Regions from separate parts of the Homo sapiens genome. Here region 2 is linked to region 1. A link is an interaction called in ENCODE POLR2A ChIA-PET data of the cell type or tissue named here. Cell type or tissue: B cell. All regions are shown on one strand. Links, peaks and the distances in the headings refer to the core of each region. The heading gives the core; the rest is flanking DNA.

Region 1 (5,389 bases), core at 150-5,149:
AGAAGGAAAAATTCTTCCCATAATATCTACAATGGTATAGAATTGTTAAATGATTTCTTAAGATAGTTTTATTATTTTAGATCTGGATTAAGAAAATCCTTTGGTAAATGTTATAGTTGGATCTGATTGGCCAGAATTCAAACCAGCAAGTACCTTATTCAATAGCTGCTTTTGTAGGCACAGGTATTCCAGTACCACAGGGTAATGAGTATTTCAAACAAAAGAGGGTTAGAGATATGTCTAATGTTTATTGCCATACCCTCACCCTCTGGGCTTTGATCTTTCTGGTGGTCTTAAGTTACTACTATAGATTTCTTCCTTGCTCATAATATCTATTTGGCAATGGGACTGAAATCTGGTAACTTCTATTGGGAACAAACCATTCCTCTCCACTGTGGAAATGGCTGTTGTCTCATAAGTATTCTCCCTCCTGCTCCCGACTGTTAATACTAAATCTTTGGGTAAATAAAGTTACTCATCTGTACAAAGAGATTGGAGACCAGTCTAATTCCCCTATTTGAAGGAAGCCCCAGAGAGTTGGAACTAATAGTTAAGTGATGCATTTAGAATTAGAACACACCTGTTCCAATCTCCAATCAGGGAAGTTGATTGTCTTGTGGTGGTTGAAGAAACAGAGAGGGACGGGGTCAGCAGAAAAACCTATGAATAAACCTCCAGTGCCTTATGGTTTTTCCTGAAGTCAGAATTTAGAGCTTGACAAAATGAAAGTATTTATCTAGTTCTAACCCACTCTATTAAAAATGAGGAAACTGGCGCAGAGTGACTGTAACTTAAAAATATATAACCAGTTAGTTGCAAAGCTAGAACTGGACACCCGTATGTCTTGACTTTTGCCCTAGTGCCAAATATATGAGAGTGTGACTCTGGCCCTGCCTCTAATAGTTTATTTGCCTACAAGATATTTAGTGGAATTGTCAGTGCCACATTACTGTAGAATTATTTCAAAAGAAATATTTTTGATATTCTGGTTTTGTATCCCCTTCTAACCAATTAGGAACAAGATATTTTTAGTGCCAGTTAATAGTGCAGTCTTTCAGCAGAAAGGAATCTAAATCAATATGCAGTGTTAAATTCACTTTAATAAATGTGAAAATTGTTTTTAAAGTAACCATTGATTATAAAGAGAGATGCTTTCTATACATTTTGGTGGGTACATATACAGTATTTTTCTCATATAAGTGAATACTTACTATATACTATTTTTTAAAAGCCTAAAGTCCTACAGAACATAAACATATAAGGCAACTGAAATCTGTACACCTTCTCAATATATAAAATAAGTGAATATTTGCTTCTAATGAAAGAGATAAAGATTAGATAACTTCAACAGGGGACCTTGGCATATGTCTGATAATAGATATGAGACAGGGATAGCATATTGATTAAAAAAGTCATGGACTTTGGATCTGGAATTTTTAGGACCCGGATTCTCACTGAACCAGTTACTTGATCTGGGGCTATAGCCAAGTTATTTAACTTCTCTGAAACTCGATTTCCTTATCTGTAAAATGGGGATAAATATGCTACCTTAGAGAGTTATGAGAATTAAGTGAGTTAATACCAGTACCTCTTAGAAAAATGACTGGCATATAGTAAGTACTCAATAGCTGTAATAATAATAATAATATACCAATACATACTAATACTAATAAAGTATCTGTTACTAATAATTTTATCATTGCTACTGTTGCTCTTGTTGGAAGATTATGGTAAAGGTGACATGTGAACAGATAATCCTTTTATGCTTCTATGGTAAGTATAGGACTTTTTACCTGTGGATGCTTTTGACTACTTGGATTTAAATACAAATATTTTAATCATAATTAAACAACTATTAATGAAATTTTTTGTTAAGAAAATATTTCCCAGTCCAGATGGTTCCACTAAGCCAGCTCCTTGATCAGTTTTCTGTACCATGCAGTTAAACTATTTTTTCCATTTTCATGTTTATGTTCCTGAAAGTATATTCATTGGGATTACTTTTTTCTGTTTAAATACTAAAACCAGGCTTTTTAAAGTATCAAATTGTATTAATCATGGTTTCCACTATTTTAAGTCTTCTTTTGTACTGGTATTGAAGTACATTTTTTTTTTCTTCATCATTATACACTAATGTACTAACCAATATAGCTTTTTTAAAGAAGCATTGTTACACCTCCCTGATTATGCTTCATTTAAAATGCAGTCCCCTACAGTCCTCTCCACCAATCCCCACCCCCAACCTTTATATTGTTCTTAACATCACTTTCTTCAATAACTCTGGAGTGAGGGAGCATAAACAGTAGGTTATGGGTGAAAGTGAAATGGCCCCATAGTGCTGTTTCTGATGACTAGAAGAGTAGCATGGCTGAGTCTTGCAGTACACCAAGATGTTCTGCATGAGAGGATAAAGGTGGGAAAAGGAAGAAAGCTAAAATGATTTCGCAAATGCTCTACAGCATCTGAGTTATGAAGAGAGGCATTTCAACAGGAAAAGGAGGCCACAATGTTTAGTTAAGTGGTAAAGAAGACTCACTGAAACTTAAGGAAAAACCAAAGAGTATTTCCATGGTTATTTTCAAATATTTGTTCTCTCATCAGTTCTACTCTGGGCAAATATATAATGCAGAATTTCACTTTTTAAAGATCACATTATTGAAACTATTCTGCTAAGCAATGACTTCTTGATTTACGGTAGGACTCACCAAGATTTTAAATAAAGCAATAAAAACAGATTTGCTCTAATGGCTTTAGTGTTATACACTGTGGTTGATAGTGTAATGTTTTATTAAGATTGATAAACATTAAGCATTGTGTATTTGAATCAACCACTAATCCAAACCAGTAAGCATCTGTTACCATTCGTGATTGTCTGTTATGTGAAAAGCAACATTATTGCAGAGCTAAGAGTATCTTGAGCAGTAATTGAAATAGTAGCCTTTGCTAACTGGACTGATCACTACAACTGTCTTTATTTTCTGATGATTATAATGCATTTTATCTACTAGAGTTGAGGTTTTAGCTGAGTGATCACTTTCAAAAAGAATGATTAGTCTTGATCAATAGTGTATTACCTATAGATGAGACTTTTAGCATAATGCAATTTCCTTAGCTGGTGTTGAGATCCATTTCATCTGTTCAGGAAATGAAAGCAGGAGATATATAGTACTTTGGATTGTTTGTATTGCAGATTAGCTAAATATTTGTGGGAAATCAGAGGTCTAAAACATGCTTAAAATTCTAGTCTGATATCTGGATAAAGAAAATGCAGTACATATACACCATAGAATACTATGCAGCCATAAAAAGGAACAAGATCATGTCATTTGCAGGGTCATGGGTGGAAGCCATTATCCTCAGCAAACTAATACACGAACAGAAGACCAAACACTGCATGTTCTTACATATAAGTGGGAGCTAAACAATGAGAACATATGCACATGGAGGGGAACAACACACACTCGGGCCTGTAGCAGGGGAGGGAGAGCATTAGGAAAAGTAGCTAATGCATGCTGGACTTAATACCTAGGTGATGGGTTGATAGGTGCAACAAACCACCATGGCACACGTTTACCTATGTAGCTAACCTGCACGTCCTACACATGTACCCCAGAACTTAAAATTTTTAAAAAAAAATCTAGTCTGTTATATGGTAGTAACAGACTATTAGATTGGTGCAAAAGCAATTGTGGTTTTTGCCATTAAAAGTAATAGCAAAAACTGGCTGGGCATGGTGGCTCACGCCTGTAATCCCAGCAATTTTGGAGGCCAAGGTGGGCAGATTGTCTGAGCTCAGGAGTTCGAAACCAGCCTGGGCAACATGCTGAAACCCCGTCTCTACTAAAATACAAAAAATTAGCTGGGCGTGGTGGTGTGCGCCTATAGACCCAGCCACTCAGGAGGCTGAGGCAGGAAGAATTGCTTGAACCCAGGAGGCGGAGGTTGCAGTGAGCCGAGATCGTGCCACTGCACTCCAGCCTTGGCAACAGAGCGAGACTCTGTCTCCAAAAAAAAAAAAAAAAAAAAAGGAACAACAAAAACTGCAATTACTTTTGCACTAACCTAATACAATCTCATTAAGCACAGTAACTCTGCATTGTGTATTGTAGAAGCACCAGAATTTTCTTACAAATGAAATGATAATGGCTTTTTGATGTGTTCCCTAGAAAGAATTGTGGTCCATCATCTTTTCAGTAGATATACTTTTTGTTATTTAGTGCTTTAGGTGTTATTTGCTAATATTACAGCCAAAATAAAATAGGAATGTGCAGTGGAACTCATTTCTTCTCTGTTATAGCTGGCTCTTTGAAAGTTGTTTGAGGAAACTCTAATTACCTACAGCCCTGCAATGAATTGCACAACAGATGTACTGTTTTAAAGTCTTGATTCTTGCATGCATTTTTCACCTTTTACTTCAGTTTTAGTCTTTGATTTGGAACACTTAATGTTAAGCAGTATAAATGTGTCTTTCTAGGTGACATAATTGGATTCTCTCTCTCTCTCTCTTTTTTTTTTTTTTTTTTTTTTTTGTGAGGAAGAAAGCAAGGTCAGCATTAGCTTTGCATTTTCTTCCCAGGTTGTTGTTCCTTGAATGGAGTCAGAGTTGGGTCAGGGTCAAAAATACTGACTACTACTGCTACTACTACTTCTTCTTCTTTAGCTAAAATATTGTAGTAGAATCTACATATTTTTGATAAAAACCCCTTCTGAAATTTTGCATTTTAGGTAATATTCAAATGACATCATTTCAGTCCTTTTGTTTGTTATTACTTCTGACAAAAGCACTTTTCTGTAAGCTTTTCATTTATTTTACTCTTCAGCTATGAAGTATTTGATTATATGAGGACACAGGAAGAAATAAGGAGTAGCCCATGGCCCCAGCTAATGTGTTAGACATCTTATACAGGATTAGTGCTAGATTAGTTCCATGAGGTGATTTGAACTGTCAAGGTCATCAAAAACAAGGTAAGTCTGAGAAACTGTCACAGCCAAGAGGAGCTGAAGGAGAATGATGACTAAATGTAATCTGGTATGCTGGATGGGATCCTGGAGCAGAAAAAGGGCATTTAGGTAAAAACTAAGGAAATCCAAATAAAGAATGGACTTGAGTTAATGCTGATGTATCAATATTGGTCCATTAATTATTACAAGTGTACCATTCTAATGGAAGATGTTAGTAATAGGGGAACTGGATTCAGGGTATATGGAAGTCTCTGTACTATCTTTGTAATTTTTTTGATAATCCAAAACTATTCTGAAAAATAAAGTTTATTCTTTTAAAAGAACAGCATCATAAGAGGTGATCTTTCTGTTTAGATGACCTCTTGGTAGTAAGGTATAAGATAACTGTTTAATAAAAGCACAAGGAGCATAGGTAGGGGTATGCCAT
Region 2 (5,389 bases), core at 141-5,140, 280 kb after region 1:
CCGGAACACCTAACTCAAGAGCATCCAGGAACATTCTTCTTGGCCATTAAATACAGTAAGCAGTTGTCCATTACATGTCCATCTTCAACTTGAGTTATGTAGTACAAACTGGGCCATGGTATTGGGAGCAGCCCTGAACCTTAGTCCAGGGAAAATCTAAATTCCAGGGTGGAACTCTTGCTCCTTGATTTCAGTCACTAGATTTAGGAATTTACACACTTTTTAAGATGAGAAACAAATTTAGTGTAAGATTTGTAAAATTTTCAAAATGAATGAAATGAAATCTTCAAATGAATTCCCTTCAAATGAATGGAGTTTGCTATCTCCATGCAGATAGTCATCTGTATGACTATTATTTGAGTGCTTTCAACTATTTAAAATAAATTGATTTTTAGCAATTTTGTAGAATATAAAATTTCAAGAAAAACAATTTTTGGTGCAGGTAGGATAGGCATTCTTTGCACGTCAAAAAAGAAAAATGGCCTGAGTGATTTTGATTTCTTTTTGTAACTTGTAATATCCCAATGATACAGAATTGTGTTTAGATTTGTAAGAAGGACAGGTTATAGAAGTTCTTCCAGCCGGGTGCCATGGCTCACGCCTGTAATCCTAACACGTTGGGAGGCCGAGGTGGGTGGATCACCTGAGGTCAGGAGTTCAAGACCAGCCTGTCCAACATGGTGAATCCCCGTCTCTACTAAAAATAAAATAAAATACAAAAATTAGCCGGGAGTGGTGGTGCGTGCCTGTAATCCCATCTACTCAGGAGGCTAAGGCAGGAGAATTGCTTGAACCCAGGAGGCGGAGGTTGCAGTAAGCCAAGATCGTGCCATTGCACTCCATCCTAGGCAACACAGCAAGACCCCGTCTCAAAAAAAAGAAAAAAGAAAAAAACTTCTTCCTAGTGTTTAATTGTAGCTCCTTAAGTTTTTGAAAATGCCATTTTAAATTTTGCAATGTTTCTTTCACACTTACGTTGCCCATCATGCAATCTTTAGGCCACTGCTAAATACACTGCTCTTCTCCAAGCTTGAACTACATGATGTTTAATGATGCCAAGGATCTTTGAAAGGACTCTGTGTGTGTGTGTGTGTGTGTGTGTGTGTCAGGGCCTCAGTCTGTCACTCCGGCTGGAGTGCGGTCATGCAATCATAGCACATTGCAACTTCGACCTTCCAGGCTCAGGCAATCCTCCCACCTCAGCCCTTCAAGTAGCTGGGATTACAGGAGTGCGCCACCACACCTGGCTAATTTTTGTATTTTTTGTAGAGACGAGGTTTCCACATGTGGCCCAGGCTGGTCTCAAACACCTAGCCTCAAGCAGTCTGCCCACCTTGGCCTCCCAAGGTGCTGGGATGACAGATGCAAGCCACTGCACCTGGCCTCAACAAGTTTATATGTAAACTTGAGCAAGAAAAATAGATTTTTAGATCTTACAAAGTTTTCTGTGATCTCCAACTTCAGAAAATCAGTTCCAGTACAGTAATTGAATATCAGTTCTCTGTGTTTCAGTATTAAATCAGCTTTCCCTAATATTTTGCTCAATTTCAAATGTATATGAGAAAATACCTGTTATGTATTGATGGCTGATCTGCTCAGTTCACTGAAAAGATGTGACATTGAAACTTTGTTCCTATTTACCCACGTAATTCACAGAAACTGAAGAAAGTTCTTAATAAGATAGTCAGTGTTTCCAGAACAAGTTATTTCAATGGTCATTATTGCTACACAGTGTAATTCCGTGCACACTGTTATTATCTGTTTTATTAGGATCATCACAGACACATTCATTAAATATTTTGCAGCTAAATATTTGATTCTTGCAAACTTTCATTCTTTTCCAGCAGGAAACTTCTTCAGTATCTATAAAGTAAGTGATAAGATGATGGTTGCTAATGAACATCAATGTTCTTTGCAACCCTACAAGCCTATGCCTACAGTATAGTTGCAAAAGTTATCAACTTGTCTGAAACAGTATACATTCTGGTCCTTAGATTTGGTTTTCTCTGTGCAAAAAAAGTTAGTGGGACATACAACTCAGTGATAATTATTTTATAGCTTCTTACCATGCATTCCATTTTAAATGTTGATCTTGATAAATACTGCACATAAACTATGAGCAAAACACAGGTTTCTATTTGATAACTAAGAAATCAGAAGATAATGTGATATAATGAGTATGATAAAAAATGAAACTTGATTTAGTGCTTTGAATGTAAATAAAAGGTGACATATTAACTGATTTTATCATCTTTATGTTTGAAAGTACAATCTCAGGAGATTTGAATTTAATATCACTACCAAGTTTATTCTGCTTCATTTGAAAACCCATGTCAAATGTAGAATGTGTTCTCTTTATGGAACTGTGGCGACACTTCCTAAGACAGAAAGATGAATGAAGCGTGTCGGTGTAGGTATGTGTGGTCATATCTGACTCAGTACCAGAGATTTGCAGAGAGCAGGCCTATCTGTGAGACAATATGAGACAGTCTGTTTCCCTTGCAGCTGTTCACATTTCCTTGTTTTGCCCTGGTGTTGTGTGTACATGTTTTTTGTTTTTTGTTTTTTTTAATAAAAAGTGCTGAATTTGGGTAATGATAATTTCATTAGAAAAAGAGAGTAAACAGTAACAGATTCATTCTTGTTTTCCCTCTAGGGATAATTTATTAACATTCTTCCTTCTCTCTTCCTCCCCCTTCACACCTCAGCTTTACAAATACACCTGATACCTTCAAATTTCAGGAAAGCAAATAGCAAAAGGAAATACATTTTGTCATTCCAATATAACTTGAATTTAAGCTTCTAGAGCAGGGATTCACAAACTATGGCCCTCAGGCCAAATCCAGCTGGCCACCTGTTTTTGTAAATAAAGTTTTATTGGAACACAGCCATGCTCATTCATTTATGGATTATTAACAGCCGCCCTCATACAACACAACAGGGTTTAGTGGCTGTGACAGAGATCATATGGCCTGCAAAGCCTAAAATATTTCCTATCTTGCCAGGATAGGATTAGGATCCTGATATTCTTTTTTTTTTTTTTTTTGAGACAGAGTCTCACTCTGTTGCCCAGGCTGGAGTGCAGTGGTGTGATCTCGGCTCACCTTAACCTCCACCTCTCGGGTTCAAGCGATCCTCCTGCCTCAGCTACCTTAGTAGCTGGGACTACAGGCATGCACCACCACACCCAGCTCATTTTTGTATTTTTAGTAGAGATGGGGTTTCATCATGTTGGCCAGGCTAGTCTCGAACTCCTCACCTCAGGTGAGAATCCTGACATTCTTTAACATGGCAAGGCTTGTAATTGAGTAGCTAATAGTTTTCAAATCATATTGAGTGTATTTTTCCCTGCAGCCTATAAATAGAATTTTTTACAGCTTTTTTCCCAAGTATTTGCCAAAGATATCTCCCTGGCACAAGGCATTGTGTATTACTGAATTCTAGTAACAAGCTGAGGAGATCTGGATGAGAGAAAGGACAGCATATCAGCAGGGCAGGGTCAGGTCCCTGCTACTCTGGCTGTATGACCCTGACCATGACAGTTCACCTGACTGGAACTCAGCTTTTGACTTTTTAAAATGGAGGAGTTGAATCATGTTGACATCTAAGATCTCCTCTTTTTTTTATTTTTATTTTTTTGGTACCCCAAACAGAGTCTCATTCTGTCACCCAGGCTGGAGTGCAGTGGCACAATCACAGCTCACTCATCCTGGGCTCAGGGAACCCTCCTACCTCCCCATCTTGAGTAGCTGGGACTACAGGCAATCACCACCACACCCAGCAAATTTTTTTATTTTTTTGTAGAGACAGAGTCTCACTATCTTGCCGAGGTTGGTCTTGAATTCCTGGGCTTAAGTGATCTTCCTACCTCGTATGGCCTCCCCAAGTGCTGGGATTACAGGCATGAACCACCACACCCAGCCCTAAGGTCTCTTTTACCTTGAAAGTTGTATAAAGTAAGTCAGACTTAAAAGATACAAAAGAAAGAATTAAATATAGTCAAAACACATTTCTTAATTTTGAGGGAAAGTTTTTAACTGCACATGCAGGATCGAAGAGAAATAATATCTGGTTCCTAAAGAAACAAGCTGAAATAAATATTCCTGGTGTGTTTATTTTATGTTACTCTGAATTTTTTTTAAATCTATTTACAATTTCTATGTACTAGTCCAAATATAATACTTATTTTTTCTAGAGGAAGCATTTCTTAAACACTACTATGTACTCAGCCTCACGCTAGGGGCTATTACCTAATGTCAGAGAACCCGAGTCTGGTCGTGGGAAAGAAAAAGAACCACTTAAACAGCATGTTCTATAATGTACCTCAGACATTCAGTTCCCTCTTGGCTGTTGATGCCCTTGGTGTGGCAGACACCCCAGTGTTGGCTCTGTCCTGAGTTGCAGACGTGTGGTTTCTGCATCGTCAGTATACTCAGCACCTGGTCTCAGAAACGTTCTCGTCCCCTGCCCCCAGGGGTTACCACATAGCTTTTTACTTCTGAGTCCTCTTGTCCTCCTGGGCAGGGCTGTATCCAGATGGCTCCAGCCAGGCTACCTTCTGCAGTGTCTCCTTGACTCATGGGAAACACACACATGCTTAACTCAACATACACTACAAGCATGGCCTGCCCCAGGCGGCCTCCAGTCATGAAAGAGGCAGGCACCAGTCTCTTTTTGCTTAGGACCCCAAATGCTACATGTCAAGCTGCCCCAAGGACTCTCTCTCACACAGAGATCCTTTCTAGTGTACCAAGGTGGGCCTATAAGTTGCTACAATTCAGCAAGCATCCCTCCAGAGAATGAGATAGTGAGCTCTTCTGGCTGGCACCTCCAGTGTCTAATGCGTGGTTCTTTTGGGGCATCTACCATCCTTCACTTTGTATGAGGGAGGGTGCAATCCCCTCTCCTTTCCTCCCGAACAAGAAGGAGAAGGGAATAATCAAATACTTGCTCTTCTTAGTCCTGTGACTCCTACAAATCCCAGACTTCTGCCTCTATAGGCAGAATGAGGGGTCCTGGGGTGAATATGGAAGGGCCATTTTGACTGCCTTTCAGCAAGCCCAGGAGAAGTGGTCTAGCAGCTTTATAGCAGGTTCAGTGCCATTTACTTCCTCTTGGCCTTAGCTTTGGGCTTTAGCTGAAAGTCCAAGACTACTGGTAAGGTCCCAAGTAACATTTTATATATTCTTTATATATGATAGAATGGGGGGTGGGTAAAGGGTAAGAAAGACAAGCTGCAGTCTTCCTTTGTTCTCAAAACCCAGCTACCTTTCATTTGCCCCAGACCTTGACAAAACTCTACCTAGATTTGAAATTTGAGTCCTGCATATCTTTGCAGGCAGCATATAATATGCAGATGACCCATGAGAATGAGAAATCCAAAAGCACT

What was found. ChIA-PET counts read pairs that join two places held together with the same protein. Peaks named below come from ENCODE experiments on the same cell type or tissue, not always from the same donor. Only the 100,000 strongest peaks of a DNase experiment are listed, where the experiment ranks them.
Region 2: POLR2A ChIA-PET joins it to region 1 with 10 read pairs; 2 of 35 experiments call an interaction of 5 or more read pairs at or near these places.

The regions. Positions count from the first base shown.
Region 1 is chrX:41,872,424-41,877,812 of GRCh38, reverse strand. All of the region lies in intron 1 of CASK (calcium/calmodulin dependent serine protein kinase), which reads left to right. Among named protein-coding and RNA genes, the nearest start is that of CASK, 48 kb to the left of the region's middle. In B cell, for the core only: no CTCF peak of the experiment used is centred there; no DNase peak of the experiment used is centred there.
Region 2 is chrX:41,593,852-41,599,240 of GRCh38, reverse strand. All of the region lies in intron 12 of CASK (calcium/calmodulin dependent serine protein kinase), which reads left to right. Among named protein-coding and RNA genes, the nearest start is that of CASK-AS1, 79 kb to the right of the region's middle. RefSeq lists silencers at 2,324-2,373, 2,414-2,533. In B cell, for the core only: no CTCF peak of the experiment used is centred there; a DNase peak (open chromatin) is centred at 2,440; H3K27ac peaks cover 474 bases.